Regions from separate parts of the Homo sapiens genome. Here region 2 is linked to region 1. Evidence: read pairs that join two places in POLR2A ChIA-PET (ENCODE). Cell type or tissue: B cell. All regions are shown on one strand. Each heading gives the region's core, and the rest is flanking DNA. Links, peaks and the distances in the headings are about the cores only.

The links. Peaks named below come from ENCODE experiments on the same cell type or tissue, not always from the same donor. Only the 100,000 strongest peaks of a DNase experiment are listed, where the experiment ranks them.
Region 2: POLR2A ChIA-PET joins it to region 1 with 8 read pairs; 2 of 35 experiments call an interaction of 5 or more read pairs at or near these places.

Annotation. Positions count from the first base shown.
Region 1 is chr7:5,339,345-5,356,332 of GRCh38, reverse strand. TNRC18 (trinucleotide repeat containing 18) reads left to right here. Exons shown (of 30, transcript NM_001080495.3): 17 at 4,239-4,514; 18 at 10,523-10,771. Among named protein-coding and RNA genes, the nearest start is that of SLC29A4, 65 kb to the right of the region's middle. RefSeq lists enhancers at 1-210, 5,047-5,887, 7,572-8,413. In B cell, for the core only: no CTCF peak of the experiment used is centred there; no DNase peak of the experiment used is centred there.
Region 2 is chr7:5,131,559-5,143,698 of GRCh38, reverse strand. It overlaps the pseudogene ZNF890P. Among named protein-coding and RNA genes, the nearest start is that of WIPI2, 53 kb to the left of the region's middle. In B cell, for the core only: no CTCF peak of the experiment used is centred there; a DNase peak (open chromatin) is centred at 3,498.

The DNA.
Region 1 (16,988 bases), core at 5,188-13,187:
GTTACTGGGGATGATGTGGCCCGAGAGCCAGAGGGGAGTGTGTGCGCTCGGGTGCGGAGAGGCGACTCGGGGTTAAACCTGGTTCGGCCCGACCCACCTACCCACTGGAACCTGCTGCCATCATGGCTGTGTCCCACTATTTTCTTTCTTTTTTTTTTTTTTTTAATTTGAGACGGAGTCTCACTCTGTCGTCCAGGCTGGAGTGCAGTGGTGCGATCTTGGCTCACTGCAACTTCTAGCTCCTGGGTTCAAGCGATTCCCTTGGCTCTGCCTCCCGAGTAACTGGGACTACAGGCTTGTGCCACCACACCCAGCTAATTTTGTATTTTTAGTAGAGACGGGGTTTTGCCATGTTGGCCAGGCTGGTCCTAAACTCCTGACCTCAGGTGATCCACCTGCCTCGGCCTGCAAAGTGCTGGGATTATGGGCGTGAGCTACTGTGCCGTGCGTTTTTTGAGACAGGGTCTCTTCTTATTGCTTAGGCTGGAGTGCAGTGGGGCCATCATAACTCACTGCAGCCTCGAGCTCCTGGGCTCAAGTGATCTTCCTGCCTTAGCCCTCCGAGTAGCTGGGACTAGGTGAGCACCACCACACCCGGCTAATTTTTAAAATTTTTTGTAGAGACAGGGTCTTGCAGTGTTTCCCAGGCTGGTGCCTGGGCTCAAGCAATCCTCCCCTCTGAACCTCCTGAGTATCTGGGACTACAGCTGTGTACCACCACGTGCAGCTAATTTATTTTTATTTTCGTAGAGATGGGGTCTCCCTGTTTTCCAGGCTAGTCTGGAACTCCTGGCCTTAAGCAAGCATCCCACTTTAGCCTCCCGAATAGCTGGGACCATAGGCGCACACTACTACTATTTTTATTTTTATAGAGGCTGAGTGTTGCTGTGTTGCCCATGCTGGTCTTAAACTCCTGGGATCAAGAGATCCTCCTGCCTCAGCCTCCCAAAGTGCTGGGATTACAGGCGTGAGCTGCCTTGCCTAGCTGCTATTGAGCTCTTGAAATGGAGCATTCCTGATGGGACTGAAGAATGGAGTTTTATCTCATTTAACAAGAGACTGTCAGATTGGAGCGTCCTCATGGTTATGGCCTCTTGTGGCCCAGAACCTGCTGCCTGGCAGGTAGTGGGTGCTTGCTCAGTATCTGTGGACAGAGCACCTCATGCCCAGGGCGGACAGGTGCTAAGTTTGTGGCTAGCTGCAGGGAGGCCAGAAGGAGGGAGCTTCCTGGGTTCTGGCCCATGTCAGTGTCAGTGGTGTTTGTTCTGGGAATCCCCAGGCCCTGGGGCGGGTGGAGAGCTTTTGCATTGGCAGCTGCCTGGTTCTGTGTGTCTGGGGCTTTTGATTGGCTCTGGCCGGTTCATGGGCGGAGAAGGGGGAGTTTGACTGTCAAGGGCGAAAAGTCGCCGTGTTTATTGATACCGTAAAGCATGTTTTCTTAAGGAAATAAAAAGTGTTTATGGACTCAGAGTTAAGATATCGTCACCTGCTTTACGGGGTCGTTGGGGGCCTTAAGTGAGCTTACGTGGGCAGAGAGCTGAACGTGGCACCTGGCACGGAATTAAGCTGCTAGTTTTTTCAGGGTGCGTGTGTTTCGTCTGTCCTAGGCTAGCAGGTCACCAGGACTCATGCTCCCTGTGGGTGTGAGTTAAGCAGCTGGCTCATGCCTTCTGTGCTGAGGACATATGAGAGTGTCGTGGTTTCAGTGCTTCTTTGATTGGGATGGGTGTGATCAGAGCAGTGTAGCCTAGGCTCCTGGCCAGTGTGTGGGCACAAGCAGGAAGAGACAGTGCCAGAGACTCATCACTCTGAGGGGGAAGGGAGGGGCTTTCTTTTGCTCTCTCAATCTCTGCTCATTTTGGAAAAGTGAAGGGGGTTCAGGGAAGTCGGGGGAGATTGCTGTTCTTTTGATCTTCTGAGGGATTGGGGTCTGTGGATGCAGTTTGGGTGGTAGCTGAAAGAATTCCCCACTTTCAGGTGGACGTGGATGGGGTGGAGCTGGAGGTCAGAGATGTGCTCTGTCTCTGATGTCTCTGGGGTGCTCCGAGCTGGTGTGTTCACTCTTGGCACGTGTGAGGGAATGTCCGTTTTATTTATTTATTAATTATTACTATTATTATTATTATTTTGAGATGGAGTTTTGCTGTTTTTGCCCAGGCTGGAGTACGGTGGCATGATCTCGGCTCACTGCGACCTCCGCCTCCCGGGTTCAAGTGATTGTCCTGCCTCAGCCTCCTGAGTAGCTGGGGTTACAGGCACGCACCACCACACCCAGCTAATGTTGTTATTTTTAGTAGAGACGGGGTTTCACCACATTGGCCAGGCTGGTCTTGAGCTCCTGACCTCAGGTGATCCGCCTGCCTCGGCCTCCCAAAGTGCTGGGATTAGAGGCATGAGCTGCCGTGCCTGGTCTGGGAATGGTCAAATGGGCAACTTCACTCCATCGTGCCTGTGTCGAAAACTCCACTGTCCTGGATGAGAGAAACGGACTCATGGAGCAGTGAGGAATTCAGTGGGCCTGGCTCCAGCAGGACGGTGGCTGTGGGATTCACCTGGCTCTGCAGAGCGCTCCTCTGTTTATTTTTTATAATCTGCTTTTCTGCAATTCTGGGTCAGAGAGAGTGCAGGGTTCACAAGGAGGTAGGGGTGTGTCCAGCAGGGAGTTGCTGAGCTGGACGGAGGTCGAAGCGAGAACGGTCTCCTCTTGCTTTTTCAGTTTCGATTGTAGGGGTCGCTGGCATGCCCTGTGGGTTTTTTTTTTTTTTTTTTTCTTTAGATGATGTCTTGCTCTGTCGCCCAGGCTGGAGTGCAGTGGTGTGATCTCGGCCGCACTGCAACCTCCACCTCCCGGGTTCAAGTGATCCTCCCACCTCAGCCTCCGGAGTAGCTGGGATAACAGGCCCTGTCCACTACAATACAATACAAATAGAAAATACAACAGTTTGTGTATTTTTTAAAAATACAGACGGGGTTTTGCCATGTTGGCCAGGCTGGTCTCGAACTCCTGGCCTCACGTGAGCTGCCCGCCTCAGCCTCCCAAAGTGGTAGGATTACAGATGCAAGCCATTGCACCCGACCTCCCTGTGGGTTCTTGTAGGAGGCCAAGTTGGTTGTCACCCACTTAGCCTCTCCAGCCTGGGACACAGCCTCGGGAGGGACAGATTGGAGCATACAAGAGAGAGCGCACTTTGACTGGTTCGATGGGCAGGGGCTGGTAGCCTGGCGGGGCTGGACCCTTGTCCCACCCAAGAGTTGCCGGACCATCCTGAGGTTGGGGTCTTGCTGGAGTGAAAGCTTAGGTGTTGGTGGGAGCAGTCAGAGGAATGCCCGCCACGGATGCGTGCATGTGGTTTCTCTTGGACTCGGAGGTGGCAGGTGCTGCCAGAGCTGTAGCTGTGTTGGTTCACGTTCCCCCCGTCTGGAGTGGATTTCAGCAGATCAGGGGATTATTCTCTGTCTCTGGAACCCCTGTCTTCCCATCTTGCCCAGTAAGAAAAGCAGATCAAAATGGCGTGAGCATGGCGGGGGCCGGAGCGTTGCCTGCCTGGCAGGCTCCCCTCCCAAAGCTGGCTGGTTGTCTCCCCGGAAGATTTGAAGACTCTTGTCCTCCGTTGTATAGTTAGGCTGGAGACTCTGGGGAAGCCAGCAGTGGTGGGCCGGCTCACTGGCTCGTAGAAAGAAGGGCAAGGGATCTGCTAGCGGTAACAGCGTTTGCCCATTCCCATGGTGTAAACACCCTTACTGTGGCCTGTTTCGTGCTGCCACTGGGAGGCTGCTGGGAGGGGCACTGGGAAGAGAATGCATGATTGGCTGTCATGAGCCCTTTCCCTCCTGAGTCAGGTCCTCTGCGGTTGTCACCCTTGGGCCATCGTAATCCCATGGGACAGGCAGTGACCACCGTGACCTTCCTGAGCATAGGGCTTCTCTCATCCTCCGGTGCCCGGAAAGCCTGGAGTGACTGGTGGGTGAGGCTGGCAGCATCCAGTCTAGGAAGGGCCTGGGTCCAGCACTCGGAAGATGCCATGCAATGACCGAGGCACCCAGGGCAAGGGAGAAGCCTGGACTGGGAGGGGAGCTGGTGACATGGGGCAAGGCCTTTGTACGGCCGCCTACTAGGTATTCGGACCTGTTTGTTCTGGCACCTTCCAGTACGTTCTCAGAACCATTAAAACCAATAAAATGACACCAGCTCCTGCTGCCCTGTGACTTATCTCTATTAAAAACTACTTTGACTGCAGATACGGACTCAGAGGAAGACGAAGAATTCCTGAAGGACGAGTGGCCCGCCCAAGGCCCCTCCAGCTCCAAACTGACGCCTTCCCTCCTGTGTAGCATGGTGGCAAAGAACAGCAAGGCAGCTGGTGGCCCCAAGCTGACCAAGAGGGGCCTGGCGGCCCCCCGGACTCTGAAACCCAAGCCGGCCACCAGCAGGAAGCAGCCGTTTTGTCTGCTGCTTCGAGAGGCCGAGGCGCGTTCCTCCTTCAGCGACTCTTCGGAGGAATCGTTTGACCAAGGTTACTAGCTCCAAACACAAAATACCTTCCGTGTTTCCTAGCGAGAGAGTGCGTGCGAGTGAGCGAGAGGGAAGCGAGTGGGCGCACGGGAGAGATGGTGGGTGAGGAGGCCCGTGCGGATGGCCGCAAGAAGGCTGCCATCTGGGTTCTTGGCAGCGTAGCCTGCTGTTATCAGCCGAATGATTTTGATTTTTGCTTTGATTTGTACTGTATCATTGTGATAATATCCCCGGCTGGCTCTTTTTGAGCTGTTATATGGACTGCTTTTGAGTCTGCGTTTCTCTCCACTTGCCCTCCTCCCTGCCCTCCTCCCCCTCCCCCGAGTTCCCCCCACCCCCGCACTCACGTTTTCTGCCCACCCAGAGACCCCAGGCTTGGTTCGGGCTCTCTTTGGGCACGGGTTCGGTGGAGGCTTCCCGAGGAACATTTTGTAAATGGAATTCTGTCGTGTGGGCGTGTGACTTGATGTTTGTACCGCGATTTTGGTAATACCAAGCTTTATTAAACATATCGAGTTCATTTTTAACTAAACCTGTGTGCCTTGTCTCTCTTGCTGTGTCCTTACTAGACATTAGGTTGACGCTTCCCTCTCATTTTGTTTCTCCCCCACCTCCTCCCCTCCCTCCTCCCCACCCAGAAGGAGTAGGGACGGGACCGTGCCGCCTGCCGCTTGCCTGTGTTATTCAAATATCCCTGGTAGCGATTGGCATTCATTTCATTTTTCAGGTTTAAAATCAAGCGCCTTCACCTCCAGCATCATCATGTTTTTTTAGTTGCTTGTTTTGTCTTTTATTTTCTTAAAGCTCTATTCTTACTTGCCAGTGGTTAAAAACTATTATTTACAAACACTTGTCTTCTCACGTGTATTTCTGTTTTGAAGGGTGCGTAGGCAGTGCAGGGCCCAGAGCCTTTGACACCCCTGGTCTCTGTCATTCAATACGAAAGCGGCTCCGTTGCCGCATCAAGGGACGGAGCATCGTGCTCTGTTTGGAGAGAGGCTGGCCTGGTCCCAGCCCGGGGTCCTCAGCCACCTCGGTTCTCAAGAGAGAGCTGCCAGGCCCCTGAGAACCCGCTGGCCTTGCCCTTTCCAGTGTCAGAATTGTGCTTCTGGGGTTAGATGTGTGTGAGCCTTTTGGGCCCTTCAACCAGAAATGCCCCAAGAAAGGGAAGCAAGTGAATCTCTGACATTTTTTCCTAGCCCTGGTTTTAGGATTTGCTTCAGGGCGAACTCCCACTAGGGCCAGCTGAGGGGATCCCCCAGGCCCTGGGTAGCCACACCTGGATGTCAGCTACTCCCTGAGGAAGGTCTGGAGGTGTCATCGTGTCCCTGGGTCTGACCTGGCTCGGGCACCCCGGGACCTGAATGCTGCCCCCGCCCCCCGCCCGCCCTGTTTTTCCAGCCCTGCTCTTGAATTCCTGGTCTACCGCCTCCCCTCCCAGACCTCCCCTCCAAATTGGCAGAGATCCTTTTGGGTGACCAGGAGGTGGTATGGCGAGGAGTACGATGCCCCGGGGCCCATGTTCCCCTGGGCTGCTACTACCCCTCTGAGCGAACACCACCCCGGACCGAGAAGAGAGGCCCCCGACCCACTGGCCAGCCTCGTTTTCCGAGGCCTCCCCCTGCCCGGGCTGTCCGTGGATGAGCTGGGTTAGTTTACGATCCCCTTCTCCCTCCCCGGCCTCCTCCCTTTCCCCCATCTCCCCCATGGGCTGGACCCCACGCCCCCTTAAAGCCGCGGTTTCCGCTTCCAAGTTTTTGAGCCCTCCTGCCCCAGCTGAGACCCCACAGAGAAGCAGGCAGCGCCCTAGGCCTCTTAGGAAGGGGCTCCGGGCTGGCGCCGCAGTGCCAAGTGGACGGGACCCAGATAGGGGAGTGCGGGGGGTGAGGGGAGGCGGGGGAGGCCCAGGCTCCTCAGTGCCCCCCTCCACCCCCGCCAGTCCACCACTGAGCAGGTCTTGAAAGGGATATTTGGGTAATAGGGCCTCGCTGACCTGGTACTAAACTCCGTAACTGGCTTGGCTTTTCTAGTATGTCTGCTTCTTCCAGCAGCCCGACCATCCCTCCACCCTTGACCCCTCCCCATGACGCTTTGAATGTCTGTTTTGGTCTCTTGCATTTGCTCTCACGCTGCACTCTGGACGCAAAGCGAAGGCTGGGAGTAGGGCAGACGGCGCAGCGGGTCACTGAGCTTGGGTGCGAGCCTGGCTCGTTGCTCCGTAGGTAGGCAAAACGCTTTTCTTTCTGTCCTCCGTGCACCTCCCTCCTCGGGGTTCGCCCCCACCGGGTCTGGCAGCAGCAGATCGCTCTGACATTTACCACCAACCTGTCACCGCCAACCCCATGTCCTGAGCCAAGATCTTTTTTTGTTGTTGCTTTTTTCTTTAAATAATAATAATAATAAAAAGTTTTTCTGCATTTCCTTGGGTTACTTTGATGGGACTTTTTTCCCCCCTCCCTGTCCCCAGCCCTCGGCAAGCTGCATTGCCTCAGGTGTGGACAACTCCAGAAAGGTTTTCTTGGTCCTCAGAGCCCCTCTGCTCCCCAGCCTGCTGCGGACGCTAGCGGGGTGTGCACCAGACCCCGCAGGAGCAGCGGGTGTGGCCTTGTCAAGCACGCAGGGAGGCGGGAGGGTCTCCCATGCCGAGGTGCGGGCATTGGGCTGCTCTCGGCTTTCTGGGCTCTGGCGTGGACGTTGCGGGCATCCAGAAACCCAGAGCTCGCCCTCCCCCCGCAGCCCCAGCTGCTTGAGAATTCCTCTGGATGGGAAAGATTTCTGGAGTCTGCGCACCTGAGTGGCTAGAAGGGAAGATCCCTGGCCTCACGTCCAACCCCCTGCCCCCACCCCACAACCAGCCCCCTGCCCACCACCCTGCTCAAATTGGCCCACCCCAGGGAGACCTGATGTGGGGGACCCAGGCGCTGTTGAAAAGTCTGCCTACACTTAGCCTGCTTTGCCGCTGTGGCCCACTGGGGCGGAGACAGAGCCATGTGACGCCTGCAATGTGAATGATCGCAAGTGTGCACTGCCTGCCTGCCTGCCCCCGCCTGCCTGGCTGGCCTCTCCAGCCTGCTTCATCCATTGCTCCGGGGGCCAGTCTCCCCTCTCACCCTCTTAACAAACCTCCTCCCTCTCCCTCTGGCTCCTGCCTCCCTCCCTCCCTCCCTCCCTCTACTCCTCTGCGGACTCCTCAGACTCATCACCTTCACCGCCTTCCTCTCTGAGGTGGCCCAGCAGAAATCCGGGCTGTCTCCAATACATGAGTAGACAGAACCTCTGCCCTCATTGGCACCTCTGGGGCCACCACTTTTGGCCACAAGTTGCTTAAGCAAGCAGGCGGCTTGGGGCGTTGGCAGGAGACTGTGGAGTTGGCTGTCCGTCTTCCCCGTCTGTCTATCCGAGCCTAGACTGCTCCCCGCCCTGGAGAGAAAGGGTCTGGTGTCCACCTCTTCTTGCTGGAAGGGGCCACCTTCCAGCCCTGCGGCCCCTAGAGTCACTTTCCCGCTCCCAGCACTCTGGTCCGTGAGGCAGATGGGCACCCCTGTCACCTGCTCATGGGTGGCACTTTGGATGTTGCATCTCAGGGCAGAGTTTGCTCTCTCAGGCCTTCCACCTGCCCGTCCTTGGAAGCAAGTGTCTGCCTCAAGACAGTCTCTCTTTTTGGTGGGGGGTTTTGGTTTGTGTGCAGGGAGCCTCCTGTCTGCCAGCTGCCTTTGTCCTGAGAGCCTGGGCTGGGCTCCGGGGACTGCAGACTCTCAGGCAGGCAGGGAAGGTCACTGGATGAAGCTCATCTTAAGTCACCGACCAGAGAGGCAGGCTGGGGCTTCTTTATGTTTTTAAAGTTTTTATTACTTATTATTATTTTTTGAGACGGAGTCTTGCTCTGTCACCTAGGCTGGAGTGCAGTGGCGATCGCGGCTCACTGTAACCTCCGCCTCCGGGGTTCAAGTGATTCTTCTGCCTCAGCCTCCTGAGTAGCCGGGATTACAGGTGTCCGCCACTGCACCCGGTTAATTTTTGTATTTTTAGTAGAGATGGGGTTTCACCAGGTTGGCCAGGCTGGTCTCGAACTCCTGACATCATGATCCACATGCCTTGGCCTCCCAAAGTGCTGGGATTACAGGCGTGAGCCACTGCGCTGGCCTATTTATTTTTGAGACAGGGTCTCGCTCTGTCACCCAGGCTGGACTGCAGTGGTGCCACCATAACTCACTGCAGCCTTGGATTCCTGAGCTCAGGCGATCCTCCCGCTTCTGCCTCCGGAGTTGCCAGGACTGCAGGTGTAAGCCACCACGCCTGGCTAATTTTAAAATTTTTGCGGGGGGGCTGGGTGTGGCGGCTCATGCCTGTAATCCCAGCACTTTGGGAGGCTGAGGCGGGCAGATCATGAGGTCAGGAGATGGAGACCATCCTGGCTAACACGGTGAAACCCCGTCTCTACTAAAAATACAAAAAAAAAAAAAAAATTAGCCTGGTGTGGTGGTGGGCGCCTGTAGTCCCACTACTCGAGAGGCTGAGGCAGGAGAATGGCGTGAACCCAGGAGGTGGAGCTTGCAGTGCGCCGAAATCGTGCCACTGCACTCCAGCCTGGGTGACAGAGCGAGACTCTATCTCAAAAAAAAAAAAAAAATTTTTTTTTTTGTAGAGACAAGGTTTGCTCTGTCGCCCAGGCTGGTCTTGAACTCCTAGCCTCAAGAGATCTTCCCGCCTCAGCCTCTCAGAGGGCTGGGATTACAGGAGTGAGCCACCTTGCCCGGCCCTGGGGCTTCTTTAGACAGTCTGCCAGCTCTGGGTTCGAGCCTGCTCTTCTACTGCCCGAGTGCTTAACCCCATTGGGCCTCAGTCTACCCCTGCCCTTCCTGGGCATCCCATGAGTGAAGAGTCACAGCTGACTTTAGCTCCCTGGGCATGGGGACAGCACAGTTCCTGCCTGCAAGTCACGGGGGTGGCCCTGTTTCTGTTCGATTGTCTTTAAGCTTGCAAATGGCTTTCTCCTCCATGCAAATGATTCTCTCTGGACCCCGGCCTTGGCTGAGCCAGTGGGCTGGGAGGGTCACCCCTTGCTGCAGGTGAGAAAATAGAGGCTCAGAGAGGGCCGAGGACTTGCCCAGCCTCCCCAGAATGGGGGAGTTGCTAGGAGTCAACTTAATTTTTTCTAATTAATTTTTCTAAAAAATTAGTCACGGGGACTCTGCGTTGCCCAGGCTGGTCTGGAACTCCTGGGCTCAAGTGATCCTCCTGCCTCGGCCTCCCAAAGTGTTGGGATTACAGGCGTGAGCCACTGTGCCCGGCTGGGGTCAACTTTATTTTATTTTATTTTTTTGAGACTGAGTCTCACTCTTGTCACCCAGGCTGGAGTGCAGTGATGCGATCTCAGCTCACTGCAACCTCCGCCTCCCGGGTTCAAGCGATGCCAGGAGTCGACTCTAGACTCCAGATCCCTTCTCGGGGCTGAAACCATGGGGGTCCCCTGGCCCCCAGGAAGAGTCCGAACTCCACTTTCTCCTGCCGCCAGCCCTCAGGACTCAGCTGGCGAAGCTGCCACAGGCACCTGTGCCCAGAACCCCTAGCCTGAGTCCCCAGGGCCCTCTTCCGTGCTCACCTCCCTCCGCTTCCTCTTTCCTTCTCCTCCTGCCTCTGTGTTGTGTGTTGGGGCGTGTGCGCGTGTGACTGTGGAGAACGCTGTCTCCAGTCCTTGTCCGTGTGTCTGGCCCCTGCCACAGCACAGGTGCATGTTGGTGCCCCTCACAGAAGCCCACCCTGACACACAAGGCCGCTGCCCACCTCCGGGCTTTCTGGGATGCCCGCGTTGGGCTCAGCTGGCCGGGGGCATTGGGCCATCGGATGGGGGGAACCCGTGGGCTGGGTCTGCATCCACCCCCAGCGGCCCCCTGCTCAGGACTGAGGGACTAGGCTGGAGCCCAGAGGCCACTCTGGGCCAGGGGGCGGTGGGGGGTGGCCCTCGCCAAGGCCAAGGCTCTGACTCGGTCCCTGTTTTCTGCACGCCAGATGAGAGCTCGGAGGAGGAGGACGAGGAGGAGGAGCTCGAGGAGGAGGACGAGGCCAGCGGTGGTGGCTACAGGCTGGGTGCCCGGGAGCGGGCCCTGTCACCGGGCCTGGAGGAGAGTGGGCTGGGCCTGCTGGCACGCTTCGCCGCCAGCGCCCTCCCCAGCCCCACGGTGGGTCCATCCCTGTCTGTGGTACAGCTGGAGGCCAAGCAGAAGGCCCGGAAGAAAGAGGAGCGGCAGAGCCTGCTGGGTAAGTGGCAGCAGGTGGGCTGCGGTGGGGGTGGGTGGGAGGGGCGGACGCCATTGCCCCATCCCACAGGTGAGGAAACTGAGGCTCAGAGATGCAGGTGCAGAGCTGGGAATGGGCAGAACCCCAGCCTCGTGGGCCAGCCCCGTGCTGATCAGGGATGCTCGCGACAGGGGCCCTGGCCTGCCATCTCCAAGGAGGGGATTCTTCGCCTTGCAAAGGGCGACCTCCTTCAGTCTCACACTGCCAGCAAACACAGCCCTGTTTTGGGCACTTGAGGGGCTGCGGGAGCTCCATGGAGGTCCCTGACCCAGCCTGGGGTTTGTGGGGGCCACTCCAGGTTGGTGACACCCAGTCTGGCCCGTGAGAGAGACGTGGGGTTACCCGAGACACAGGTGCAGGGGAAGGAACAGCCACGTCACGGTAGAAAGAAGAGAGAGCGCATCTCATTCAGACTTTGTGGGATGGTGGGGGTGCGGTCTGTGCCATGGGAGAACGGGTGGGACAGGCCTCATGTGGCCTGGGCTTGAGCCTGGAGGAGTCAGGTGGGGTGGGCAGGCACCAAGCTCTCTTTGACTTGCCCACAATCCAGATAGGTAAACCAAGGCAGCAGGCACTCACACTTGGGCAGGCAGCTGGCGCTTACCCCGGTCCATGTCTTTCCTGTCTCTCCATCTCTGACTGTTTCCCTGCATCAGGGCCCTGCCTTCTTGGGACCCTCTCGTGGGCCCTCCCTGTTCTCACCGGGCTGAGTGCCCTCACACGGACGCAGCTCACCTGCAGCTGGGGTCAGTGCCGGAGATGGAGATGGTCATGCATGTGTTCAGGCTCTGAGTTCCCCTGGCCCCAGCAGGGGAGGGTCCTTCTGACCCCCCCGGCATCCTTTTCTGAGCCACAGTAGGGGTAGGTATGAGGCTCTCCTGGCAGGGGCTAGGACAGGAAAACAGGTATTGCTGCCCCTGAAGGCCCCCCAGCTGCCCCTGGCTTCATGCCCTCTGCAGGTTCGTGGAGCAAAGCCCCACCCCTGACCTCCAGTGTCTTGGAACCCCATTTGTGGCACCCACGCCAGGCTCCAGACCCTGCCTTCCCCCTCCTCGCTCTCATGCCCTGCCATTGTTTGCTGGGCTCCAGGCCTGGCAGTCCTGGAAAGAGGCACCAGGGCCCCCTACAAGGCTACCTATTCTTAGGTATTGTTCATACAGAAGCAGCTGGAGGGTGTCTTCAGAGTGCACACTTGGCCAGGCCACTCTTCTGCCCAGAACCTCCAAATGGCTTCCCGCTGCCCTCTGATCAGTGCTACCTGTCTGACCCACCACCATCAGACTCTGATTGCTTGGACAACATTATCCTGTCCACAGCCCCTAAATGCACCAGCCAGGCTAGTACTCTCAGACATTTACACTTGCTATTCATACACCCCAAACATCCATTTCACCCAGACTGCCCAAGGTATTGGCATATGGTCCAAATTATTCCTTTATTCTGCGTTGACTGTCTGAAGGGTCTGTAGTGATGTCTCCTTTTTCATTGCTGATACAGATTGTTTCTTCTTACTCTGTTTCTTGGCCAGTCTGGCTAGACGTGATTAGTTTCATTGGTTTCTACTCTTTGTTATTTTCTTCCTTCTCATTCCTTTGGGTACACAAGCATGTCTTGGAGATACTGCAGGATTGCTTCCAAACCATAAAGCGAATATCACAGTAAAGCAAGTCACGTGAATGTTTTGGTTTCCCAGTGCATATAAAATTACGTTTAAACTATACTGTTGCCTATTAAGTGTGCAGTAGCATTATGTCTGAGAAAACAGTGTACATACCTTAATTAAAAAATAGATTATTGGCCATGCACGGTGGCTCACACCTACAATCCCGGCACTTTGGGAGGCCAAGGCAGGAGGATTGGTTGAGCTCAGTAGTTCAAGACCGGCCTGGGCAACAGAGCGAGACCCCATCTCTACAAAAAATAAACAGAAAAATTAGCCAGGCACGGTAGCATGCGCCTCTGGTCCCAGCTACTTGGGAGGCTGATGTAATAGGATCACTGGAGCTCGGGAGGTCGAGGCTGCAGTGAGCCGAGAATGCGCCACTGCACTGAAGCCCAGGCAAGAGAATGAGACCCTGTCTCAAAAATAAAAGACCAAACCAAAAGCATATGTTTACACTATCCTGTAGTCTCTTAAGTGTGCAATAGTATTATGTCTTTTTCTTTTTTGAGATACGGTCTCGCTTTGTCACCCAGGCTGAAGTGTAGTGGCGTGATCTCTGCTCACTGCAATCTCCACCTCCTGGATTCAAGTGATTCTCCTGCCTCAGCCTCCCGAGTAGCTGGGATTACAAGCACACACCACCACGCCTGGCTAATTTTTGTATTTTTAATAGAGACAGGGTTTCCCCATCTTGGCCAGGCTGGTCTCGAACTCCTGACCTCAGGTGATCTGTCCGCCTCGGCCTCCCAAAGTGCTGGGATTCCAGGTGTGAGCCACCGCGCCTGGACGTAATAGCATTATGTCTAAGAAAACATTGTACATATCTTAAAAATAGTGTATTGCCAAAAACGCTAACGATCATCTGAACCTTTAGTGAGTTGTAAACTTTTTGCTGATGGTGGGTCTTGCCTCGATGTTGATGGCTGCTGACTGATTAGGGTGGTGGTTGCTGACAGTTGGGGTGGCTGTGGCAATTTCTTAGAATAAGACAACAGTGAAGTTTGCCACATCGATTGACTCTTTCAAGAAAGATTTCTCTGTAACATGCAATACTGTGATAGCGTTTTACCTATAGAACTTCTTTCAACATTGGAAGCAGTCCTCTCAAACCCTGCTGCTGCTTTATCGGCTAAGCTTGTGCAATATTCTAAATCCTTTGTCATTTCAACAGTGTTCACAGCATCTTCACCAGGAGTAGATGCCATCTCAAGAAACCACTTTCTTTGCTCCTCCATAAAAAGCAGCTCCTCATCTTTTCAAATGTCTCATGACATTGCAACAATTCAGTCCCATCTCCAGGCTCCACTCTAACTTGAGTTCTATTGCTGTTTCCACCACGTCTGCAGTAACTTCCTCCAGTGAAGTCTTGAGCCTTTCATAGTTGTCCGCGAGGGTTGGAATCAACTTCTTTTTTTCTTTTTTTTTTTTTTTGAGACTGAGTCTCGCTGTGTCGCCCAGGCTGGAATGCAGCGGTGCGATCTCGGCTCACTGCAACCTCCGCCTCCCCAGTTCAAGCGGTTCTTGTGCCTTAGCCTCCCGAGTAGCTGGAATTACAAGTGCCCGCCACCACACCTGGCAGATTTTTGTATTTTTAGTAGAGACAGGGTTTCGCCATGTCGGCCAGACTGGTCTGGAACTCCTGGCCTCAAATGATCCACTTGCCTCGGCCTCCCAAAGTGCTGGGGTTACAGGCGTGAGCCACTGCACCCGGCCTAGAATAGTGAATTCTTTCCAGAAGGTTTTCCATTTACTTTGCCCAGATCCATCAGAGGAATCATCATCCGTGGCAGCTGTAGCCTTACAAATTATATTCCTTAAATAACGAGACTTGAAATTCAAAATTACTCCTTCATCTATGGGCTGCAGAATGGGCGCCGTGCTAGCAGGCATGGAACCAACATTCATCTCCTTGTACGTCTCCCTCAGAGCTCTTGGGTGACAAGGTACATCGTCAATGAGCAGTAGTATTTTGAAAGGAATTTTTTTTTGTGAACAATAGGTCTCAACAGCAGGCTTAAAATATTCAGTAAATCATGCTGTGAACTGAGATGCTGTTACCAAGGCTTTGTTATTCCCTTTTTTTTTTTTTTTTTTTTTGAGACGGAGTCTCGCTCTTTTGCCAGGCTGGAGTGTGGTGGTGCGATCTTGGCTCACTGCAACCTCCGCCTCCCAGGTTCAAGCGATTTTTCTGCCTCAGCCTCCCGAGTAGCTGGGATTACAGGCGTGCACCACCACATGTGGCTGATTTTTGTATTTTTGGTAGAAACGGGGTTTCCCCATGTTGGCCCAGCTGGTCTTGAACTCCTGACCTCAAATGATCCTCCTGCCTTGGCCTCCCAAAGTGCTGGGATTACAGGTGTGAGCCACCACACCTGGTCTGCTGTTCCATTGATAGAGTAGTGGCAGAGGTGATTCAGCATCTTTTTTTTTTTTTTTTTTTTGAGATGGAGTCTTGCTTTGTCGCCCAGGCTGGAGTGCAGTGGCGTGATCTCTGCTCACTGCAAGCTCTGCCTCCTGGGTTCATGCCATTCTCCTGCCTCAGCCTCCCGAGTAGGTGAGACTACAGGTGCCCGCCACCATGCCTGGCTAATTTTTTTGTGCTTTTTTTTTTTAGTAGAGACAGGGTTTCACTGTGGTAGCCAGGATGGTCTCCATCTCCTGACATCGTGATCCGCCTGCCTCAGCCTCCCAAAGTGCTGGGATTACAGGTGTGAGCCACTGCACCCGGCCTGTTGTTCCACTGGTAGACCCCTGGCAGAGGAGATTTAGCATCATTCTTAAGGACCCTGGGGTTTTCAGAATGGTAATTGAGCATTGGCTTCAACTTAAAAGTCCCCAGCTGCATTAGCCCCCAGCAAAAGTCGGGCTGTCCTTTGAAGCTTTTAAACCAGGCACTGACTTCTCCTCTCTAGCTATGATAGCCTTAGATGGCATCTTCTTAGAAGGCTGTTTTGTCCACATTGCAAATCCATTGGTTGGTGTAGCCACTTTAATCAGTGACCCTAGCTGGATCTTCTGGAGAACTCGCTGCAGCTTCTCCATCAACACCGGCTGCTTATCCTTGCATTTTTATGTTATGGAGACGGCTTCTTTCCTTTTCTTTTTTTTTTTTTCTCTGAGATGGAGTCTCACTCTGTTGCCCAGGCTGGAATGTAGTGGTGCAATCTCAGCTCACTGCAACCTCTGCCTCCCGGGTTCAAGTGATTCTCCTGCCTCAGCCTCCCAAGTAGCTGGGATTACAGGCACCCGCCACTACGCCTGGCTAATTTTTGTGTTTTTTTTTTTAGTAGAGATGGGGTTTCACCATGTTGGCCAGGCTGGTCTCGAACTCCTGACTTCAAATGATCCTCTCGCCTCGGCCTCCCAAAGTGCTGGGATGACAGGCGTGAGCCACCGTGCCCAACTGATAGCTTCTTTCCTTACACCTCATGAGACAATCTCTGCTGGCTTCAAACTTTTCTTTTGCAGCTTCCTCACTTCTCTCAACCTTCACAGAATTGAAGAGAGTTGGGGCCTTGCTGTGGATGAGGATTTGGCTTGGCTTCAAGGAATATTGAGGGTGGTTTGATCTTCTCTCCAGATCACTCAAACTTTCTCTATGTCAGCAATGAACCTGTTTCACTTTCTTATTTGTGTGTTCACCAGAGCACTTTAGATTTCCTTCAAGAACTTTTTCTTTGCATTCACAGCCTGGCAGTTTGGCACAAGAGGCCTTGCTTCTAGGCTATCTTGGCTTTTGACTGGCTTAAGCCTTCCTCACTAAGTTTAATCATTTCTAGCTTTCGATTTAAAGTGAGAGACATGTGACTCTTCAATTCACTTGAACATTTAGAGGCCATTGTAGGATTATTAATTGACCTAATTTCGGTATTGTTGTGCTTTAGGGAATAGGGAGGCCCAAGGAGAGGGAGAGAGATGAGGAAGGCCGGTTGGCGGAGCAGTCAACACACACTTTTTTTTTTTTTCTTCCTCGCTATATAAAGAACATACAGCCGGGTGTGGTGGCTCATGCCTGTCATCCCAGCACTTTGGGAGGCCGAGGTGGGCGGATCACTTGAGGTCAGGAGTTCGAGACCAGCCTGACCAACACGATGAAACCCCATCTCTACTAAAAATACAAAAATTATCCAGATGTGGTGGCGGGCGCCTGTAATCCCAACTACTCTGGAGGCTGAGACAGGAGAATCGCTTGAACCTGGGAGGCAGAGTTTGCAGTGAGCAGAGATCGGGCCATTGCACTGCCCTCCATCCTGGGTGACAAGAGCGACACTCTGTCGAAAAACACACACACACACACACACACACACACACACACACATTGGCTGGGCACGATAGCTCGCGCCTGTAATCCCAGCACTTTGGGAGGCCGAGGCAGATAGAACATCAGAGGTCAGGAGTTTGAGACCAGCCTGGCCAACATGGTGAAAGCCCATCTGTACTAAAAAGATAAAAACTAGCCAGGTGTGGTTGTGGGCACCTGTAATCCCAGCTACTTGGGAGGTTGTGGCATAAGAA
Region 2 (12,140 bases), core at 229-8,228, 210 kb after region 1:
CAGATGAAAGGACAATAGGGTCTTTGAGGACCAGGGAGGAGCATCCCTAAGGAGTAATGATGGGTGATACTGAGGACTCGGCACAGGGGGGGCGCCCCGTGAGGCTGGGGGCGGGGTGGGGGCCTGACCAGCAAGGTCCGAGGCTGGGGTCTCCCTCTTGCTCCAGCTGCAAATGCAGTACTTCAAGGCAGAGGCATGATCATATTTGGGTGTTGGTCAAAGTACCCCTGCAGGAAGTAGAGTTATGAGGGTTGGACTGAGGGTGTGAGAAAATTGAGTAGGGAGACGGGAGACGCCAGACTAAGGCGGGACAGTGCCAGCACCTCTGTTGGAGACTGGCGGAGAAGGAGGCGGCTGCGCCAGTTCCGTGTAGACTGTTCTTTTCTAGCCCTTGGTGAAGAAAGGTGAGCAACACTCGGGGTGGTGTGATGTGATGGAGTTGGCGGAGGATGTCTGTCTGATGCTTTTTTTAAGATGAAACTCACTTGATTTGGGGAGAGAATGAAACTGGTACTATGGTTTTAAATCTTGATAAGAGCAAATGTTTTTATGGTGGTTTTTCTATCACACTTGCGCTTGGGTCTTACTGAAAGAGGTTTTTCTTTTCCTTTTTTTTTCTTTTTTTTTGAGACTGAGTCTCACTCTGTCGCCCAGGCTGGAGTGCAGTGGCACAATCTCAGCTCACTGCAACCTCCAACTCCCCGGTTCAAGCGATTCTCCTGCCTCAGCCTCCTAAATAGCTGGGATTACAGGCGGGCACCCCCACGCCAGGCTGATTTTTGTATTTTTAGTAGAGATGGGGTTTCATCATGTTGGTCAGGCTGGTCTCGAACTCCTGACCTCGTGATCCGCCCGCCTTGGCCTCCCAAAGTGCTGGGATTACAGGCATGAGCCATCACGCCAGGCTTAGAGTAATCTTACAATTATAAAACTCGACCATGGCCGGGTGCTGTGGCTCACTCCTGTAATCCCAGCACTTTGGGAGGCCAAGGCAGGTGTATCATTTGAGGTCAGGAGTTGGATACCGGCCTGGCCAATGTGGTAAAACCCCGTGTCTACTAAAAATACCCCCCCAAAAAAATTAGCTGGGCAGTAGTGGCACACGCCTGTAATCCCAGCTACTCAAGAGGCTGAGGCAAGAGAATCGCTTGAGCCTGGGAGGCGGAGGTTGCAGTGAGCCAAGATCATGCTGCTTCACTCTCGTCTGGGCGACAGAGTGACACCCTATCTCAAAAAAAAAAAAAAAAAAAAAAAAAAAATCAAACCTCGACCGTATCTGAAATTGTCTTTTTCATGCCTTCTCTTGCTCAATTGTGCCTGGATTCTGGTCGATTTTATTAATCTTAAATACAAACCAATTATTTTATTAGTTTTAATAAAACCTTTCCAAGAATTGATTTAAGTTTTTTCTTTTTAACTTATTGTAGTCCTAATATATGTATTAAATAAAAAGAATGAAACTTAATGACATTCAGCTCAGGTGGTTAGCATATAAAAAGGAATAGGGCACATCCACTCCCATTTGTCCAGTCTGTGTCTCCCAGAAAAAGATATTTAAAAAAGAGAAAAGCCAGGCATGGTGGCTCATGCCTGCAATCCCAGCACTTTGGGAGGCCGAGGCGGGCGGATCACGAGGTCAGGAGATCGAGACCATCCTGGCTAACACGATGAAACCCCGTCTCTACTAAAAATACAAAAAATCAGCCAGGTGCGGTGGTGGGCGCCTCTAGTCCCAGCTTCGCGGGAGGCTGAGGCAGGACAATGGCGTGAACCTGGGAGGCGGAGCTTGTGGTAAGCAGAGATTGCGCCACCGCACTCCACCCTGGGCGACAGAGCGCAACTCAGTCTCAAAAAAAAGAAAAGAAAAGAGAAAAAGCGCAAACCCCCAAAGCTAAAAGCATATGAGGAGAAATTAAAAGGAAGAGAGGAACATTTACTCTGTTTTATGGAATAAAGTGTTTTCCCACTTAAAACAAAAAAATAGAGCAAGTTAAAACAAAAAAATTTCTGCCACAAATGTATCACCTGAATCAAATCATGAGACATTAAACCTAAATTGAGTATTTTTTTTTTTTTTTTGAGACAGTCTTGCTCTGTTGCCCAGGCTGGAGTGCAGTGGCACTATCTCAGTTCACTGCAACCTCTGCCCCCCGCGTTCAAGTGATTCTCCTGCCTCAGCCTCCCCAGTAGCTGGGATTACGGGCACCCACCACCACACCTGGCTAATTTTTGTAGTTTCAGTAGAGATGGTTTCACCATCAAGACCAGCCAGGCTGGTCTTGAACTGCTAATCTTAGGTGATCCACCTGCCTTGGCCTCCCAAAGTGCTGGGATTATAGGCGTGAGCCACCACACCTGGCCTTTTTTATTTTCTAATAGAGACAGGGGTCTTGCTATGTTGCCCAGTTTGGCCTTGAACTCCTGGGCTCAAGGGATCCTCTTGCCTTGGCCTCCCTGAGTGCTGGGATTATAGGTGTAAGCCACCATGCCTGGCCCCAGTTGTTTTATTTTGTTACAAATCTTTTTTTTTTTGAGCTGTCGCCCAGGCTGGAGCACAGTGGCGCCGTGATCTCGGCTCACTGCCAGCTCTGCCTCCCGGGTTTACGCCATTCTCCTGCCTCAGCCTACTGAGTAGTTTGGGACTGCAGGCACCCGCCACCACGCCTGGCTAATTTTTTGTATTTTTAGTAGAGACAGGGTTTCACCGTGTTAGCTAGCATGATGGTCTTGATCTCCTGACCTCGTGATCCACCCGCCTTGGCCTTCCAAAGTGCTGGGATTACAGGCGTGACCCACCACGCCTGGCCTGTTTTATTTTTTAATAGAGACGGGTCTCGCTATGTTTCCCAGGCTGGCCTTGAACTCCTGGGCTCAAGGGATCCTCTCGCCTTGGCCTCCCTGAGTGCTGGGATTACAGGTGTGAGGCACCATGCCTGGCCCCAGTTGTTTGAATCATAGCCCAAGTACATGCAGATTTGTAGTGATTTAGAGATCTCTTGGTGTGCATACCTGGGAAACTGTACCCAACATCTGCCGGCCATGTATAAGACAAACCATGTGGCTATTAAGACCCCAAGGCTAGCTGGGAGCGGTGGCTCATGCCTTTAACCCCAGCATATTGGGAGGCTGAGGCAAGCGGATCACCTGAGGTCAGGAGTTGAAGACCAGCCTGGCCAACATGGGGAAACCCTGTCTCTACAAAAATTAGCTAGGCATAATGGCAGGGGCCTGTAATCCCAGCTACTCGGGAGGCTGAGGCAGGAGAATCGCTTGAACCCGGGAGGTGGAGGTTGGAGATCGTGCCATTGCACTCCAGACTGGGTGACAGAGTAAGATTCCATATCAAAACAACAACAACAAAAGGACCCTAAGGCTCTCAGAGATACCCAGGAGCTGGCCCTGTGCCCTCTCCTGGGTAATGGCCCCCATGCCACAGCCCTGGGACGGCCTCTGGTGTGAGGGCCTTCCTGCCTGCACAAAGCCTCGCCCAGGTGCTGTCGTGTTTACTCTGCCACCTTGTGGTGGGACCTTTTTCATCAGCCGCCTGCGCAAATGTGGTAAAATGTTAATATTTGGGAGATCTAGATGAGAAGGGTATTTGGAAATTCTTTGTACTATTCTTGAGACTTTCCTTTGAGTCTCAAGTCACTCAAGTAAAAAGTTAAAAAGCTAAAATCACTTACTGGGGCCGGGCGTGGTGGCTCATGCCTGTAATCCCAGCACTTTGGGAGGCCGAGGCAGGTGGATCACAAGGTCAGGATATCGAGACCATCCTGGCTAACACGGTGAAACCCCGTCTCTACTAAAAATACAAAAAATTAGCCGGGCGTGGTGGTGGGCGCCTGTAGTCCCAGCTACTCGGGGGGCTGAGGCAGGAGAATGGCGTGAACCCGGGAGGCGGAGCTTGCAGTGAGCCGAGATTGTGCCACTGCACTTCAGCCTGGGCAAGAGAGCGAGACTCCGTCTCAAAAAATAAATAAATAAATAAATAAATAAATAAAATAAAATCACTTATTGGAAAGGATTTGTTAAACCTCCCCCCTCCAAAAAAAAATTTGATTTGTATTTAAAACTAATAAATTAGACAAACTTCAGTCTGCACTGATGAAGGGAGAATAGAAATAAGCTATTTATTTTTTTATTTTTTATTCTTTGAGATGGAGTCTCACTCTATCACCCAGGCTGGAGTGCAGTGGCACGATCTCGGCTCACTGCAAGGTCCACCTCCTGGGTTCATGCCATTCTCCTGCCCCAGCCTCCCGAGTAGCTGGGACTACAGGCACCTGCCACCACGCCCGGCTAATTTTTTGTATTTTTAGCAGAGACGGGGTTTCACCGTGTTAGCCACGATGGTCTCGATCTCCTGACCTTGTGATCTGCCCGTGTCGGCCTCCCAAAGTGCTGGGATTACAGGTGTGAGCCACTGTGCCTGGCCAAAATAAGCTATTTTTAGAATGGAAGATGAGATGATTTCAGATACAGTAGATTTATTTTTATTTTTATTTATTTTTATTTTTTGAGATGGAGTTTGCTCTGTTACCCAGGCTGGGGTGCAGTAGTGCGATCTTGGCTCCACCGCAACCTCCATCTCCCTGGTTCAAGCAATTCCCCTGCCTCAGCCTCTGGAGTAGCTGCGATTACAGGCACACGCCACCATGCCCGGCTAATTTTTTTGTATTTTTAGTAGACATGGGGTTTCACTATGTTGGCCAGACTGGTCTCGAACTCCTGACCTCAGGCAATCTGCCCTCTTCAGCCTCCCAAAGTGCTGAGATTACAGGCGTAAGCCACCGTGCCTGGCCTTCTTTTTTTTTTTTTTTTTTTTTTTTGAGATGGAGTTTCCCTCTGTCGCCCAGGCTGGAGTGCAGTGGCATGATCTTGGCTCACTGCAACCTCAACCTCCTGGGTTGAAGCAATTCTCCTGCCTCAGCCTCCCTGAGTAGCTGGGACTACAGGCATGTGCCACCATGTCCAGCTAATTTTTTTTTTTGTAGTTTTAGTAGAGACGAGGTTTTACCATGTTGACCAGGCTGGTCTCGAACTCTTCACCTGAGGTGATCCACCTGCCTTGGCCTCCCAAAGTGCTGGGATTACAGGCATCAGCCACCGTGCCTGGCCAGTAGATTTTTAAAAAATGAGATGTTACTATAAATCATTTAATGGCATAACTCTGAAATTAAGTAAGACACATTTGTAGAAAATTGTAAATTGCTAAAATTGACTGACATATAGAAAACCTGAATAAACCACTTATACACATTGCAAAAGTCTTGAAGACAGTTTTATAAAATTCCTGAAAAACATATAGGCCTCGTGTTTCTTTGGGAATATTTTTGAGTATGGATTCATTTCATATTTGGTGATTTAATTTTTTTTTGCATTCTTTTTATTTTCTAATTGTATTGTTTTTTGAGTCAGTGGGATCTATGCAATATATGTATTTTTCTTTTCTTTTCTTTTCTTTTCTTTTTTTTTTTTTGAGACAGTCTTGCTCTGTCGCCCAGGCTGGAGTGCAGTGGTGCGATTTCGGCTTACTGCAAACTCTGCCTCCTGGGTTCACGCCATTCTCCTACCTCAGCCTCCTGAGTAGCTGGGGCTACAGGCGCCTGCCACCATACCCAGCTGATTTTTTTGTATTTTTAGTAGAGACAGGGTTTCACTGTGCTAACCAGGATGGTCTTGATCTCCTGACCTCATGATCCGCCCACCTCAGCCTCTCGAAGTGCTGGGATTACAGGCGTGAGCCACCGTGCCTGGCTGCAATATATATATTTTTCTTTTGGTATTCAGGTTTGCTCTTTATGCTTGCCATTTTTTTTTTTTTTTTTTGAGATGGAGTTTCACTCTGTCACCCAGGGTGGAGTACAGCAGTGCAATCCCGGCTCACTGCAACCTCTGCCTTCTGGGTTCAAGTGATTGTCATGCCTCAGCCTCCCAGGTAGCTGGGATTACAGGCGCCCACCACCATGCCTGGCTAATTTTTGTATTTTTAGTAGAGACAGGGTTTCGCGATGTTAGCCAGGCTGGTTTTGAACTCCTGACCTCAAGTGATCCACTTGCCTTGGCCTCCCAAAGTGCTGGGATTACTGGCGTGAGCCACTGTGCCTGGCCTGTAGTAATTTTCTATTGTTGTATGACAGATTGCCACTCATTTGGTGACTAAAACCACACCCACTTACTAACACAGAGTTTGGGAGGTCAGAAATCCTGGTGGCCTCACCTATGGGTTCCACGCTCCAGGTAGCATCAGGCTCTGAGAAAGGCGTGGGCTGGGCTGGGCTTTTAGCCAGAGGTTCTGGGAAGAATCTGCTTGTCAGTGCATTCGGGGTTTGCAGAATTCTGTCTTAAGACTTAGGTCCCCGATTCCTTGCTGGCTGTCAGCTGGGGGCCATGCTCAGCTCCCGAAGCCCACCAGCTTGCTTTCCAATGGGATCTCCTTTTTTTTTTGAGACAGAATCTCACTCTGTCACCCAGGCTGGAGTGCAGTGGTGCGAGCTTAGCTCACTGCAACCTCTGCGTCCCGCGTTCCAGTGATTCTCCTGCCTCAGCCTCCCTAGTAGCTGGGATTACAGGCGTGCGCCACCACACCTGGCTAATTTTTGTATTTTTAGTACAGACAGGGTTTCACCATATTGGCCAGGCTGGTCTCCAACTGCTAACCTCAGGCGACGCACCCACCTCGGCCTCCCAAAGTGCTGGGATTAGAGGCGTGAGCCACCGTGCCCAGCCGGTCCCTCCATTTTCAAAGCCAGAAACAGAGCATGGACTCTGTCTCGTGTTCTAGGCTTTCTGACTTTCCCTTCTGCCACAGATTGGTTTCTCTCTATCAGCGGTAAAGGTAACCCTGCCAATGTCTTCTTTTCCCCCTGTAGAGGTGGGGTGTTTGTTGACTAGGCTGGTCTCGAACTCCTGGCCTCAAGCAATTGTCCTGCCTCAGGCTCCCAAAGTACTGAGATGACAGGTGTGCTAATATTTTCATGTGAGCCTCCCTGCGTCATTTTAATTTCAGGTTTTCCTGGTGTCTTTGCAAAAGCTCAGGATCGGACTTTGTCAGCAAGGTGGGTCCCTCCTCTCAGCATAGCAAGCTTGTTTCTACCCTGGTCCCGAGAACCTCAGAGGCTGAAGCTTGAGTCCCCACCTGAAGGTAAGTTCTCAGTAGGGGAGCAGAGCCTTGGCAGCCAAGTGGAGTTGCCCAAGTGTTCGAGACCCAGGCATGCTGGGAGTAAAAGCATTCCTGTGAAGAACTTGACAACGGGGAGCAGGAATCTACTTTGGAAAGCGAGACCCCAGTTCTGAGACCTCTTCACATAGCTTAGGGCTGAAGCCGGAGGGTCACGTGGAGGGTGGCAGCTCCCAAGGTCCATGTACCTGGGGCTGGGCATGGTGGCTCATGCCTGTAATCCCAGCACTTTGGGAGGCTGAGGCGGGCAGATCACCTGAGGTCAGGAGTTTGAGACCAACTTGGCTAACATGGCAAAACCCTGTCTCTACTAAAAATACTAACATTACCTGGGTGTGGTAGTGGGTGCCTATAATCCCAGCTACTCGGGAGGCTGAGGCTGGAGAATCGCTTGAACCCAGGAGGCAAAGGTTGCAGTGAGCCAAGATCGCACCACTGCACTCCAGCCTGGGCAAGAAGAGCAAAACTCCATAAAAAAACCCAAGGTCCATGTGCCTGAAATGGTCCCAGCCCGCTGGGGGACAGAGCAAACATGGGTTTGCTGGGTGGTCACGTTGAGGGATCATCTAGGTTTCAGTTGAGTGGAAGGTTTGCTAGGAGGAGAAAGAGGCTCTTGCTTTAGGGAGTACAAGTTTGTGGGCTCAGGGCCAGAGCATGTCCCTGGTGCTCAGAGGACAAGCCCGGACCACACTGTCCCTGGATCCTACACTATAGTCAAGCCATAGAATTTGCTTTCTTTGGGGTGGGGGTTGCGGGGGGAGCCAATCTTTTTTTTTTTTTTTTTTTAAAGTGACTGATCTCGGCATTCTGCAACCTCCGCCTCCTGGGTTCAAGCGATTCTCTTGCTTCCACCTCCCGAGTAGCTGGGATTACAGGCGCCCACTACCACACCCGGCTAATTTTTGTATTTTTGGTAAAGATGGGGTTTTGCCATGTTGGCCAGGCTGGCCTCAAACTCCTGACCTCAGGTGATCCACCTGCCTCAGCCTCCCAAAGTGTTGGGATTACAGGCGTGAGCCACCACGCCTGGCCAGAGTTTGCTTTCTTAACCTGAGTTTTTTGTTTCTCCTTCTCACGTCAAAGACTAAACAAAATGGGTGTGAGAGAGACATTCAGAACCGCCACGCACAGTAGAGGGTGAGCCAGTACTCACACCCAGGGCCCCCGAGCACCAGACAGGCTCTTCTTCCACTGTTCCACAATCATGGCTAAGACTTGGCCCGTCCCACCTTCTCTGCCTTCAGCCCTCCCCATGGCTTCCCTTTCACCAGGGGAAGGACTTTGATAGGAGCCCATGGGGAGAAAACCCAGTAAAATGCATGTATATTGTTATGAAATATTTACATGTGAAACAGCACCAATTTCTTGTTGAAGAAATTAGAAAATATCAATATGTTAAGAAAAAAATCCGCCCAGTGAGGCGGCTCATGCCTGTAATACCAGCAACTTTGGGTGGCTGAGGCAGGAGGATCACTTGAGCCCCTAGGAGTTCGAGACCAGCCTGGGCAACATGGTGAAACCCTGTCTCCACAAAAAATACAAAAATTAGCCAGGCATGGTAGTATGTGTCGTAGTCCCAGCTACTTGGGAGGCTGAGGCCGGAGGATCAATTGAGCCCGGGAGGCAGAGGTTGCAGTGAGCTGTGAATGTGCCACTGCACTCCAGCCTGGGCGACAGAGCGAGACCCTATCTGAAGAGAAAACACCAAAACAAAACCAACCAAACAAAAGTCCTACCATGCAAAGATAATCATTGTTAATATTCTGTGTCTTTTCTTCAGAATCTTTTTTATTTTATTTTTTGAGATGGGGTTTTTCTTTGTTGCCCGGGCTGGAGTGCAGTGGCTCGATCTTGGCTCACTGCAACTTCCGCCTCCCTGGTTCAAGTGATTCTCCTGCCTCGGCCTCCCAAGTAGCTGGGATTACTGGCGCCCGCCACCATGCCCGGCTAATTTTGTATTTTTAGTAGAGATGGGGTTTCACCATGTTGGTCAGGCTGGTCTCGAACTCCTGACCTCAAGTGATCCACCCGCCTCCGCCTCCCAAAGTGCTGGGATTACAGGCTTGAGCCACTGTGCCTGGCCCAGAATTTTTTGTTTATAGATGTATGTTTACAAACTTATTACATGTGCTGTAGTTTGTAGTTGATGTATACAAACAAGAAACAGGCCAGGCACAGTGATGCATGCTTGTAATCCCAGCACTTTGGGAGGCCAAGGCGGGAGGATCACTTGAGGCCAGGAGTTCGAGACCAGCCTGAGCAACATAGCGGGACCCTGACTCTACAAAAAGCATATATATATGTTTTGGTTTTTTAGACGGAGTCTCACTCTGTTGCCCAGGCTGGAGAACAGTAGTACGATCACAGCTCACTGCCACCTCCACCTCAGAGGCTCAAGCGATTCTCCTGCCTCAGCCTCCCAAGTAGCTGGGATTACAGGGGTGAAACACCGCGCCTGGCCTCTACAAAAAATAAAAATAGGCCGGGCATGGTGGCTTACGCCTGTAATCCCAGCACTTTGGGAGGCTGAGGTGGGTGGATCACCTGAGGTCAGGAGTTGGAGACCAGCCTGGCCAACATGGTGAAACCCCATCTCTAGTAAAAATACAAAAAATTAGCCAGGCTTGCTGGTGTGTGCCTGTAATCCCAGATATGTGGGAGGCTGAGGCATGAGAATCACTTGAACCCAGGAGGCACAGGTCGCAGGAAGCCGAGATTACGCCACTGCACTCCAGTCTGGGCAACAGCAAGACCCTATCCCCTCAAAAAAGTTTTCTTATAATTTTTTGAGGGGGATGGAGTCTTGCTGTGTCGCCCAGGCTGGAGTGCAGTGGTATGGTGCAATCTTGGCTCCCTGCAACCTCTGCCTCCCAAGTTCAAGAGATTCTCCTGCCTCAGCCTCTTGAGTAGCTGGGATTACAGGCACATGCCACCACACCCGGCTGATATTTGTATTTTTAGTAGAGATGGGGTTTCACCATATTGGCCAAGCTGATCTTGAACTCCTGACCTCAGGTGATGCACCTGCCTCGGCCTCCCAAAGTGTGGTGATTACAGGCGTGAGCCTCTGTGTCCGGCCTGTTTCTTCAGAATAAATTTCTAGTAATTACATTTTTGGGTAATGGGTGGGGATTGTAGTAAATTGCACATTGGTTACTGAGACACAGATGCACATACTCATTAAGAAAAACTTCAGTCAGTCGTGGTGGTTCACCCCTGTAATCCCAAGGTTTTGGGAGGCTGAGGCAGGCAGATTGCTTGAACCCAGGAGTTTGAGACCAGCCTGGGCAATACAGTGAGACCCTGTCTCTACCAAAAAATTTAAAAATTAGCTGGGCATGGCTGGGCGCAGTGACTTACGCTTGTAATCCCAGCACTTTGGGAGGCCGAGGAGGGCAGATCACGAGGTCAGGAGATCGAGACCATCCTGGCTAACACGGTGAAACCCCGTCTCTACTAAAAATACAAAAAATTATTCAAGCATGGTGGTGCACGCTTGTAGTACCAGCTACTCGGGAGGCTGAGGCAGGAGAATGGCGTGAACCCGGGAGGCGGAGCTTGCAGTGAGCCGAGATAGCGTCACTGCAGTCCGGCCTGGGCGAAAGAGCAAGACTCTTGTCTCAAAAAAAAAAAAAAAAAAATATATATATATATATATATATATTAGCTGGGCATGTGACACACCTATAGTCCCAGCTTCTCTGGAGGCTGGGGTGGGAGGATCGCTGGAACCTGGGAGTCCAGGGCTGCATTGAGTCGTGATTGCATCACTGTGTTCCAGCCTGGGCGACAGAGTGAAACCCCATTTCAAAAAACAAAACAAAAATCCAAGTAAGGCCTCACAAGATTGAGTCTCTATGACATTTGTAAGGTGAGGGCTTTGCTTTGATAATGGGGACCCTTCAGAGGAGGTTTTCTCCCACCTGCGCCTGGGAGAGGGCGGGGGTGGTCCCAGCAGTTGATTGGGAGCCCAAGGGCAAGCGTGGCCTCTCATATCCTCTCTCCCCACCCTGATGTCTGCCTTCACAGGTGTCTGCTTTTCCAGAATAGAGAAGAAGAACTATGGCCCAGGTGAGTGTGGCATTTCTTTCTACTGCCCTTTTTAGCAGGGATTTCGGATGCTCATAAGAACATGACTGATAAAGGCTGGGCGTGGTGGCTCACGCTGGTAATCCCAGCACTGTGGGAGGCCAAAGTAGGCGGATCACCTGAGGTCAGGAGTTCAAGACCAGCCTGGCCAACATGGTGAAACCCTGTCTCTACTAAAAATACAAAATTAGACAGGTGTGGTGGCACGAGCCTGTAATCCCAGCTACTCAGGAGGCTGAGGCAGGGGAATCACTTGAACCCAGGAGGTAGAGGTTGCAGTGAGCTGAGATCGTGCCATTGCACTGCAGCCTGGGTGACAGAGTGAGACTCTGTCTTAAAAAAAAAAAAAAAAGGGTATCCGATAAAACAAAATACAAACGGAAATCAGGATCGGTGAAAACAGGAAGAGAATGGAAGATCAAGGTTGTGGGAAGGGCAGGGTGGAGAGACTGTAGAGGCTGCCGCAGTTATGAGATGCCTTATAAATTTTTTTTTTTTTTGAGACGGAGTCTTGCTCTGTCACCCAGGCTGGAATACAGTGGCATAATCTTGGCTCACTGCAACCTCTGCCTCCTGGGTTCAAGCGATTCTCCTGCCTCAGCCTCCTTACAGGCACTTGCCACCACACACAGCTAATTTTTGTATTTTTAGTGAAGACAGGGTTTCACCACGTTGGCCAGGCTGGTCTCGAACTCCTGGCCTCAAGTGATCCGCGCACTTCGGCCTCCCAAAGTACTGGGATTACAGGCATGAGCCACCATGCCCAGCCCGATGCCTTGTAAATTTATATCTGACATTTCTGTCACTTTAAAAACGCAGGCAGATTCCATCTAATGTATGACTTGTGTTGTCTGTTTTGGACAACCGTGTC